Regions from separate parts of the Mus musculus genome. Here region 2 is linked to region 1. Evidence: chromatin loops called from intact Hi-C (ENCODE). Cell type or tissue: left cerebral cortex. All regions are shown on one strand.

Region 1 (5,000 bases):
ACTCACCCACATGGTGTGGTCCATCACAGGAACAGCAAGGCAGCCTGGTCTGGGTGTTAGCTCACACTTCATTTCCCATGCACCGGTTGCATGGCCTAGCATAACAATGCCCAAGTCCACTTCTTTTCATTGGTAATAACTTGTAAACACTCCCGGGTCCATTCCTGTTATCCTTATTAGAAACCTGAAGGGAGCTGACTGGTCAGAGGCCAAGGTACCCTCATAGTTCACATGGCCAGAGACAGTGTCCGTCCTCTAGAAGAGGACACTGTATGTATGGACACTTACTGGTGGACCTAGTTAGCTGAATTCCATGGGGTGATGGTGAGGATTGAGTGCAGTTGGTAGATTGGTCGTCTAGTGTGCACCAAGCCCTGGCTCTGATGCCCAGCGCTGCATGAATAGGACATGCTGGTGCACACCTATAGTGCCATCACTTGGGACGTAGAGGCAGGTGGCTCAGAGATTGAAGGTCATCTTTGGCTACAGAGCGAGTTCAAAGCCAGCCTGGAACATAGGAGATCCTGCCTCCAAAAACAATTTTTAAGTTATAAAAAGGTAAATTGGTAAATAATTAAACTATGACATGTAAGTCTCTACCTGCTCCTGGAAATAAAAAACAAAAACAAAACCACCCACGCCTCCTACTCAAGTCTAATGAGGCCAGGAAGATCCTGTGTAACAGAAACTGAATTCGGTCCACATAGCCCAAGGGTTACATCAGAAAGCACATCTTAAATTTTAATCCATCAACATCAATTCAGTAAATGCTTTCTACATATGGACTGGTAAAAAGCTCTCCCTTCAGCGTGCTAAAGGGGTAGGTGTGTAGAGTGAGACAAAGCATCTTGAGGGTCCCCAAGAGAAAGGAACGCCAGGCACTGTCTCTAGAAAAGTCATGGTTAGAAGTCATCAGAGACAGACTGCATCCAGGGTAAGTCTTTTAGCTAACTGGGGCTTAACAGTATCAGCGTCATTTAGACGGTGTGGTAACTGAGTTATAAATACCTATGGTCTCACTTGAGAGTCATTGCAAATTGAAAGGAAAGATAGCAGCCCCGAATACTTGACAAAGATTCCATAGTCAGAGGCCACTAACTTCATGCCTAACAAGCCAGTCATAAAATTACGCCTTGATGTTTATTTCTTCATCATACAAATGACAACTTGTGACTCTTGTTACCATCGGAATCAACGTAATTCAGTTTGCAGTGTTTGTCTCCTTCAGTCGTCTGTTTTGACCTCTGTTCACCTCTGGCAAGCACGTGGATTTAATGAAAAAGAGACTCTGTTGGTCCCTTTGGTATTTCTTAATTTCCTACAAATGACTAATTTAGGTTCAGTGATGCCAGTTGTGTGTGTGTGTGTTCGCGCGCGCACGTGTGTAAGGTACATCATCATTAGACATCCTAGAAGCTCAGGTTTCCTGGGTCAGATGATTAGGAAAGAGATCTGTCGCCCCTTCAGCTTTGGGTTTCCCCCACTTGCTACAGAATCCTACAGGTAGGAAGGAGAGTTTAAAATCTCCCTCTGCTGGCCTCTATGTGAAATCCAGCAGCTCGAATCCTGTTCACTTCCGTGTTGGATCGCATCTGGTTCGTGTTAAGTCCTTTCCGTTGCCGTGACAAATCCCCGAGGCGAACCAACTTAGAAGAGGGACAGCTTATTTTGCCTCATGGTTTCCGAGGCTTCTGTCATGGCTGGCTCAGTCATTTGCAAAGGCCATAGTGAGTCCGACCAGCACGTTGGGAGTGTGTGGTAGGACATAGCTGCTCACCAGGAAGTAAACAAGGTGGGAACAAACTATCTCTTCTAAGGGTATGGCCTCAGTAGCCTGCAGCCTCCCACTGTGGTGTACCTCCTGAGTTTGAAACATCTCTTCATAATCTCGTTAAGCTCCGACTCCATCAGTAAATTAATCTATGCATGAGATCGGAGCCCTCGACTCTGTCACCTTGGTGTTCACCTCTGGACACTGCTGCAGTGGGGGGATACAAGACACATGAGCATTGGGGGTATTTTTAGGTCTCAGAGCATCACGTCGTTTCAATGGATGTTTTCTGCTGGCGGCTCTTTAAGGTGACAGACATAAGTAACAGAAGGGACACCTTCTGGGGGCTCCATTCCCACACACTCTCAGCGGTAGGTCATTACCCACCCCTATCTAGCACCACCCCACCTCCAAACCTCCACAGGAGGAGACCTGACCATAGGCAGGGCCATCCACACCTGAGACTCCTCAGGTCACAACATGCCATGCCAGAGCAGGGCCCCTGCTTTTGTTTATTTTGCTTTTGTGGATGACAAAAGGGAGAGAAGTATTAGCAACAGAGAATTCCCACAGAGACTCCTGTTCTCTGTTCTTTCGGGGCTTCCCCTGGGCTCTGGGGCTAGCCTGCGACTCTAGTGGAGGTAGCCTCTACACTGCTGGCTGCTTGGTTTTTTGTTTGTTTGTTTTGTTTTGTTTTAACTTAGCTAGCCTGTTCATATAAATACTGTACATTGTACATACCCTCCTTATTGTCCTTTGTCCCTCCCAGGAGACCCTCTGTTGACCTGGAGAGTTTCACATCCTCATTGTACTGTGACTAGCACTGCAGGGAATACTGTGTACTCCGTGGTACTGTCTTCCTGTTTCTTTAGAAGAGGCTTTGCTCTCTGGGCCCTGTTTCTGCCTCTTGCGAGCGGTCCAATGTTCCCTCCCGCACGAGGATGCTTAGCATTCAGGAGGCAAAGTCAGTCTTGTACGGTTAGGGGCACACATTCCGTCCCTGTGGTGGACCTTGTCTGTTGACCTTCACACACCTGTATCAGGCTTGGAAATTGCTGGTCAGCCTTTAGTTTCTTTTTCGGCACTTTTCTTCATTCCAAATCCACAGATGGGGAGTCTGGCTCAATGAACCCACCTGGGTGGATCCTGAGAACAGATAAGGACACTCACTGGACATAAAGTAAATACAACCGGACAGTGGCGAGGACTCTAGCGCCACCTGCTGCTCACACACGTACTCGCAGGGGACTGGAGAAGCCCGGAACACCATGGACATGCAGAAAATGACCCTTTAAAGAGAAGAGATCAGTATGGCTAGGAGGGAGTTTGTCCTCTTACTAAATACATGTAAATATGCATATGTACCTATGTAGGTTTTATAAATAATATATAGTTTGTAAATATAGGTGTTTATGCAAAGAAATATATTTGTTTAACTTGTTTTATGCAGAGAGGGTTTGCATCTCCATTCCGCCCCATAAACTCTAAACTCTTAAAGCATGGCCTGGCAGTGGTGGTGCACACCTTTAATCCCAGCACTTAGGAGGCAGAGGCAGGTGGATTTCTGAGTTTGAGGCCAGCCTTATCTACATAGTGGGTTCCAGGACAGCCAGGGCTACACAGAGAAGCCCTGTCTCGAAAAGCCAAAACCAAAACCAAAATAATCTCTTAAAGTATGGCTCCTCTGCTTGTCAGGAGAGCAACACCACTCATCTACAGCAGCTGTTTTAATGGCTGAGAAAGAGGCATTCATACAATGTTTACCTCAGCGCCTGAGCGCATTAGCTCGTTTCCCATTGCTGAGAAAGTACCCAGGATGGTCACTTCAGCAGTAGCTAGCTGGCCAAGGGTTCTTCTCTTCCATGTGAACAAAAATTAGGTAAAAAAGCAGATCTTTTAAACTTTGTCTGCCGACCTTCCCAGCCCCCAGCATCTGACCCCAGTGAGCAGCAGCAGGCAGGCAGGAATAGCATCGAGTGGTGCCCTGGAACACGGCAGCCCCTGTGCAGGTCCTGAGTTCCAGAACCCTTGGCCCTTGACGGGGGCCATCGTTACAGCTCTGGCACTGAGACCCTTGCTGGAAATCTTCTGCAGACCTGGACCTGTTCATCATCTACTGATACTTCAGACCCCTGTCCTAGATACAACTGTTACATCGGCTTGCAAACTGCTAACAGCCAGCTGGGCAGCTGAGGGAGGGAACTATCCAAAGGAGGATCAGCCCCACAGCAAGTCCTCCCAGGGAAGAGACCAGAAGACTGGGGAGCCTATTAAAAGTCTGGCCCAGAGTCTTCAGGTGGCCTTCCACCTGGGGGGGGAGGGCGGGGAGGATGGGGTGGGCGCGGTCCTTGCAATTCCTTTGATGGGAGTTGCCTGTTCCAATAAAGTCGGTCCTTTTTTGTTCTTTGTTCTCTCTCTGGCTGGTGCCTCTCTCTTCCCTGTCAATCTGTCCCTCTTGCTATCCACCAGGGACCTTCATGATCTCTGCTGCTTTTACTCTGGGGCTGTATTTGTGTCCCTCACCTCGTTTCTGTCACCCTTTTCCACTACAGAAAATGACCCTTTAAAAAGTCATGGTGATGAATATGGCTAGGAGGGAATTTATCTTCTTACTGAATACGTGAAAATATGTATATGAACATATGTAAGTTTTAGCAGTAATTATAGTTTGCTATAATATATGTGTTTATACAAATATATGTGTGTGTTTAAGTATATTTTAGTATAGAGAAGGTCTGCTTCTCCATCCTGCCCCATAAACTCTAAACTCTTAAAGCATGGCTCCTTTCGCTGTCTGAGTGGGCCTTCCAGGAAGTTCAATTATTTTTCCATCCAGCTAATGGATTGAGCTCAGAAGGACCCTTAGCTGGCCACCCCTTGCCTAAACCCCTCTAGCAATTGGCCACTCCTAGTCTCAGCATCCCTGCCTCTATTTGGATAGCAAATGGGAGTTCTGCACTTGAGGGACATACAGGAGCTTGGACAATAGACACCACTGGGATCACTCAGGTGGACAGGTGCATCCTCCTCCTGGGAGTGAGATCTGCCGGGTGGATGGGATTGCTAGGTAGGATCCAGGAGCAGGGCTAAGGATGACGTCTCCATGGGTTACAGTGTCTACAAGCACCATGTTAGATCCCCAGTACCCACATAGAAGCTTGATGAGATGGCGTATATCTATAACCCCAGAACTTTGGGGTCAGGGCATAGAGCAGACACTGGGCTCCTC
Region 2 (5,000 bases), 180 kb before region 1:
AAGGCAGGGAAGTCCTGGGGGAAGCTTCGGACAGCTGGAAGCAGAGAATGATGGCTGGCGCTGACCGCTCCTTTAGGGTGGGCCTTCACACCTCAATTTAACCAAACAAGATTGCCCCTCACAGGCCTGCCCTTCCGTGGGCTCTACACCCTATCTATCACGTGGACTGTCAGCACGGCTGTCTCAGAGGGACCCACACCAGTTCTCTAGCTCGCTGGCCAGGCCAGTATCCAAAAACTCAATTGAACTCTGTCAGGGGGAGCTCCTGAAGTCACACAGGCTGTCTAGCAGAGACTGTCCTCCCCTCAAAAATCAATTGGCGCACACCTTTAATCCCAGCACTTGGGAGGCAGAGGCAGGCGGATTTCTGAGTTTGAGGCCAGCCTGGTCTACAGAGTGAGTTCCAGGACAGTCAGGACTACACAGAGAAACCCTGTCTCAAAAAAAAAAAAAAAAAAAAAACACAAACAAACAAAAAAGTCAATCATAAGACAAATCCTAAGAACAATTCATACTTCTGACCAACCATGATATAAATGTGGGGTTTCCCTCAAAGCCCTGCCCAAACTCACTCACTAAAAACAACTCAAGGAACTCAGGCAATGTGCAGTTCTACCACTGTGGAGGCAAGCCTCAGAAACGTGCCAGCAGAGGCCACAGAGGGGGAGGGGGGACGGACACACACAGATCCATCACTACCCTGACAGCATGTCTGGGCCCCAAGGGAAGAAATCTCTTGAGGGCCCTTTAATAGTTTAATGGTTAAACTCAGCCTCTGGCCCCTATCCACTTGCTATGAGATGCAGACTAGGGTACCAGTCAGGCCCTCTAATCCATTCAGAGACCTATGGAGGTCACCTCTCAGGCAAACGTGAGGCACGGCGTCCATGTGCTCATGAGCGCCACACTGGGAACCGAAGCAGAGACTGTGTGTGTTTTATTGTCCCCTAACAATTCAACCCTACGTCACTAGATACACACAACTTAACTGCGGATCCACCCTAGGCCCAGATCTGAGGAGAGCACCGGGAGTCAGGAGTCACTTCTGGCTTCTGTGAGCTGTGACTCTGGAGCGGCCACCAAAAAGGTGCAAATTGGAAACAAAGCTGGATGTCAGCCTTCAGCTGAAAAGAAACTGCAACAAAAAAAGAACAGTTACGTGGCTGAGTGGCAGAGCATGCCAGAGAAGAGCAGAGCACTGTTTCAAACAGAGACAGGGACCTCTACTCAGTAAGGGGACACTCAATAAAAATATGGAAGCCAAGGATGGTGACACACACCTACAATCCAAGCACTCTGAGAAGCTGAGGCAAGGGAATCACAAGTTCAAGGTTAGCCTGAGCTACACAGAGAAACCATGCCTGAGAGGGTGAATGAGAACAGGCAAAGAAAGCGGGACAGGAGGAGACCATGAATGAAAGGGGGAAGAGGTGGCAGTGGGGGGTGGGGGGCTGGAACAGGGCAGGACATAAATGGAGACAATATATCTACATAGACACTGTGACAAACGGGCACAGGACAAGACGTTTAGACTCATTAGAGAAATGCAGACTAGAGTCATAATGCCATGAGCGGCAGGATGCATCACAGCACCAGGGCACACTCCTCTCTCTGTGCTCTCTCGCTCTCGCTCTCTCTCACGCACTCACTCTCTCTCTCACCCCCACACCCCCACATTCTCTCATGCACACATAAACACACATACTCTCATACACACACACACACACTCTCATACACATGTAAACACACACACTCTCTATGCATACATAAACACACATACACTCTCATGCACACATAAACACACTCACACTCTCTATGCACACATAGACACACACACAAACACACATTCTCTCTCTTGGCCTCTTAGTTTGGAGGTCTTGCGGCATCTAACTAAGAACTTGTGTGTGGCTGGCTCGGTTGTAGAAGACCTAGTAACTCCACTCCTGAGCACTCACCCACCCAAGAGAATAAAAACACACGCCCACAAAGACTTGTCTGTGAACGTCTCAGAAACCACCATAGTTTCAGGGTGAACCTTCCCTCTAAGATGTCCCAAGTCATCCCAGCCCTGATGCACTTAGCCACCATAGTCCTGACCAAGGGGCCACCAAACATAGAACTGGAGCCTCCACACCTCTGAACCCAGATGAATTAGCCTTTCCTCGGTCAGAGTCCATCACCTCAGTTGTTTCCTTACAGTGACTGAACGGTGCTGATGCAAGTGTGGTCCGCACAAAACCAAACTATCACGTGCTCAGCAGAAAACCAGCAGCTCCACAGGAAAATGGAACCACGGAAATTCACGGCCAAACAGCAAAGCATTATGGTAGATCAAACAGGCCAGACACAAAAGACCTACAATCTATCCTGCAAGGTTCCAAACACCTTTGTCTGAGGAGACAAAGTAGCCTTTTTTTTTTTTTTTTTTTTTTTTTTTTTGGTTTTAAGGGTTCTTCACTGTAAGAAAAAAAAAAGATTTATACAAATGGACAGTCTGTATACCAAGGCTTAAACATCTGTTAAAACATCAATTATGCACTTAAAAGTGGTAAATGTCATTCCAAGTAGTTCATATCCTCAATGAAATAGTTAGCAGTGTTTTATGTAAACCAATGCATGCAACACAAAAGAGCAAAATAGCCCTGTGCCCCTTCACTCCTACAGAACTGACTTGTATAACACATCAGAGCGAAACCCCGAGGCTCTGAAGCAATCTCTTAAATAGATTTCTTCATTAGTCAGAGGCTCCCACACTCAATTCCCGTCATGACATCTGAACACACACCATTTAACAACGCGTGCTGACGGTTTTAGTGAGGAGGCCTTAGTCATAACACAATTTACTAGAATTCAAAAGCAGAAGCGAAACGACCTTTACTTTTTGGGGGAAAAAACCCACACTGGCATAATTCAGTGAAACACTCAATTTAGACTCTGCGCAGAGCAACGGCTGCTAAGAACTGGGTGTCATTTGTCCAGAAACTGCAATGAGGCAAAAGCGAGGCTTGGTTAAGTTTTCATTTTAGAACGTTACGGTAAAAACACCACCACGTATTTACTGCGTGGTGTTAGAACAGAGACGCAAAGATAACAGCTGACCACAGGGACCAGCTGCTGGCAGCTTCTACACGCCGAGCAGCCTGACCTAAAGGGCTTTTCCATCATTCCATCGAAGGTGACATTACTAAAACTAAACAGATCCTAAGCATCGGGAAATAACAGATTTTAGAGGACGAATACATATGTAAAGAGGTGAACCTTAAATCAAATACACAATTCCTATCAAGCATAGGGGACAAAGCTATGTAGGGCTGATAACGCCCCCCACACATACACACACACACACACACACACACACACACACACACACACGCACGCACACAATGTCCCCTGCAATATTCCAAAGGGGCCAACCGTGAGTCCAGAAGCTTTAACCTACAAGGAACCACGCACTATGCATCCTGGTCTGCAAAGCCACTGAGGCAATAAGCACACAGTTGGGGGGTGGGGGTGGGGAAAGGGAGGTTGCTCCTTTGAGATCTTAGGATAAAAGTCAAGGTTAAAAAACAAAACAAAACAAAAGCCTGAGGGTTTGACATTACAACACTGGGGTACATGGGGTACGGCCCCTGCTGAACATGGGAAAGGGCCTGGGCTGCATCTGCAGCACAGGAGCACTTCGCCGCACAGGCCTCTACATAACGGACTCTGTAAGTCCGTGTTTTGGTCTTAGCCTTTTCCTTCAGTGGTTTTAGACTAACCCAGGAGCTGAGTCACCACCATAGCTATCACTTCAGAAAGTACACTTAGGCACCCTATGCACTATCCAGTTAGCTTCTGCAAAGGAGATCACCATTTCAGAAGTTTCAGGATAAACTGTATGCCCAACCCAAGGTCTGACTTGTAAACAGTCCACAGGGCTGGAGTGATGCTAGGAGGGACATCAACGTGCACCCCCTCTCTGCTGCTAGCACCCCACGTCTCAGCGCCGCCTTCACCCTAAGTGCCCACTTAACATTCTAATTGACGCGTCAATCCTCTTGCACGTCTGTGTGCTTGGTAGAGTGATACAATAGTATTTAGTAATTAGACGTGATAAAGTGTCTTTATTAGAGGAATGTAGGGTGAGGAAAGCCTTCTCTTTGTACACTTTTTCCAATATTTTGATCCAGAATCTATTGTTTACATTTTGATTTAAAATGTAAGTAAAATAGAGTTTCAATTCTACCGTGAGATTTAAATGGGAAGTCAGGCCTCCCGGTCTAAGCTCCAATGCTATGTAGGAATGAATCCTTTTCCTGACCCAGGTAGTAACTGCCTGTTTTCATGATATTTTAGGAGAAAAGGAAGGGAAAATAAACAGATGACTACAGCTAGAAACACTGTCGGTAAACAGGAGCATGGTCTGAGATGCTCAGAGTCATCCAAGCCAACAGCCCCTAAGAACACACTATGAACGAATGCACTGTCCAGCTGGGGCAAATACACACGCTGAGTCCCATTGCGATTTGTGTTCTGAGACCACAAAACAGGATTTTTCAAAGACAGCTTCCCCTGCTCCAGAGACCTGAGGCAAGCCCACCCCAGAGGCTTCAAGTTATCAGAAATGAACAAGCTATCAGTAGAACACGGATGTACAAAGACAACCTTTGGGGAACATGGAGGGAAGACAGTGCCTCTGGGGCACAGAGAACCCCCCAAGGATTTGCAGATGGGAGCCGAGCTGTGAGGCTCTGCCGCCTCCAGTACTCCAGAACACAAAGTGTTGCATAACTAACAACCACAGCCTGGCCGAAATTAAGACTTTACATTACAGGCTGTGATTAGCTTACGTACCCTCTTAATTGAGTTTCCTTTATGACACAGAACTGTATTTCACACAAACACTAGCAGAGCTTCTGGCCTATCTCAAATACATTTATGAAAAAGATGCCCTTTGGAGAAAGGCTGTGGATTAGGACAATAAACAAACTGCCCCCCAAACTGTCTATAGTACAAAC

Evidence for each region. A loop is a pair of places that touch in the nucleus more often than their neighbours do. Peaks named below come from ENCODE experiments on the same cell type or tissue, not always from the same donor. Only the 100,000 strongest peaks of a DNase experiment are listed, where the experiment ranks them.
Region 2: a loop joins it to region 1, with 2.5 times the contacts of the local background. A loop is called at or near these places in 1 of 42 quality-filtered maps.

The regions. Positions count from the first base shown.
Region 1 is chr13:53,093,855-53,098,854 of GRCm38, forward strand. No RefSeq gene overlaps it. Among named protein-coding and RNA genes, the nearest start is that of Gm52058, 73 kb to the right of the region's middle. In left cerebral cortex, CTCF peaks have their summits at 1,543 (motif pointing left) and 2,996 (motif pointing left); DNase peaks (open chromatin) are centred at 1,622 and 2,982.
Region 2 is chr13:52,911,927-52,916,926 of GRCm38, forward strand. The region is part of intron 3 of Auh (AU RNA binding protein/enoyl-coenzyme A hydratase); the gene reads right to left. Among named protein-coding and RNA genes, the nearest start is that of Auh, 15 kb to the right of the region's middle. In left cerebral cortex, no CTCF peak of the experiment used is centred here; DNase peaks (open chromatin) are centred at 2,873 and 4,742.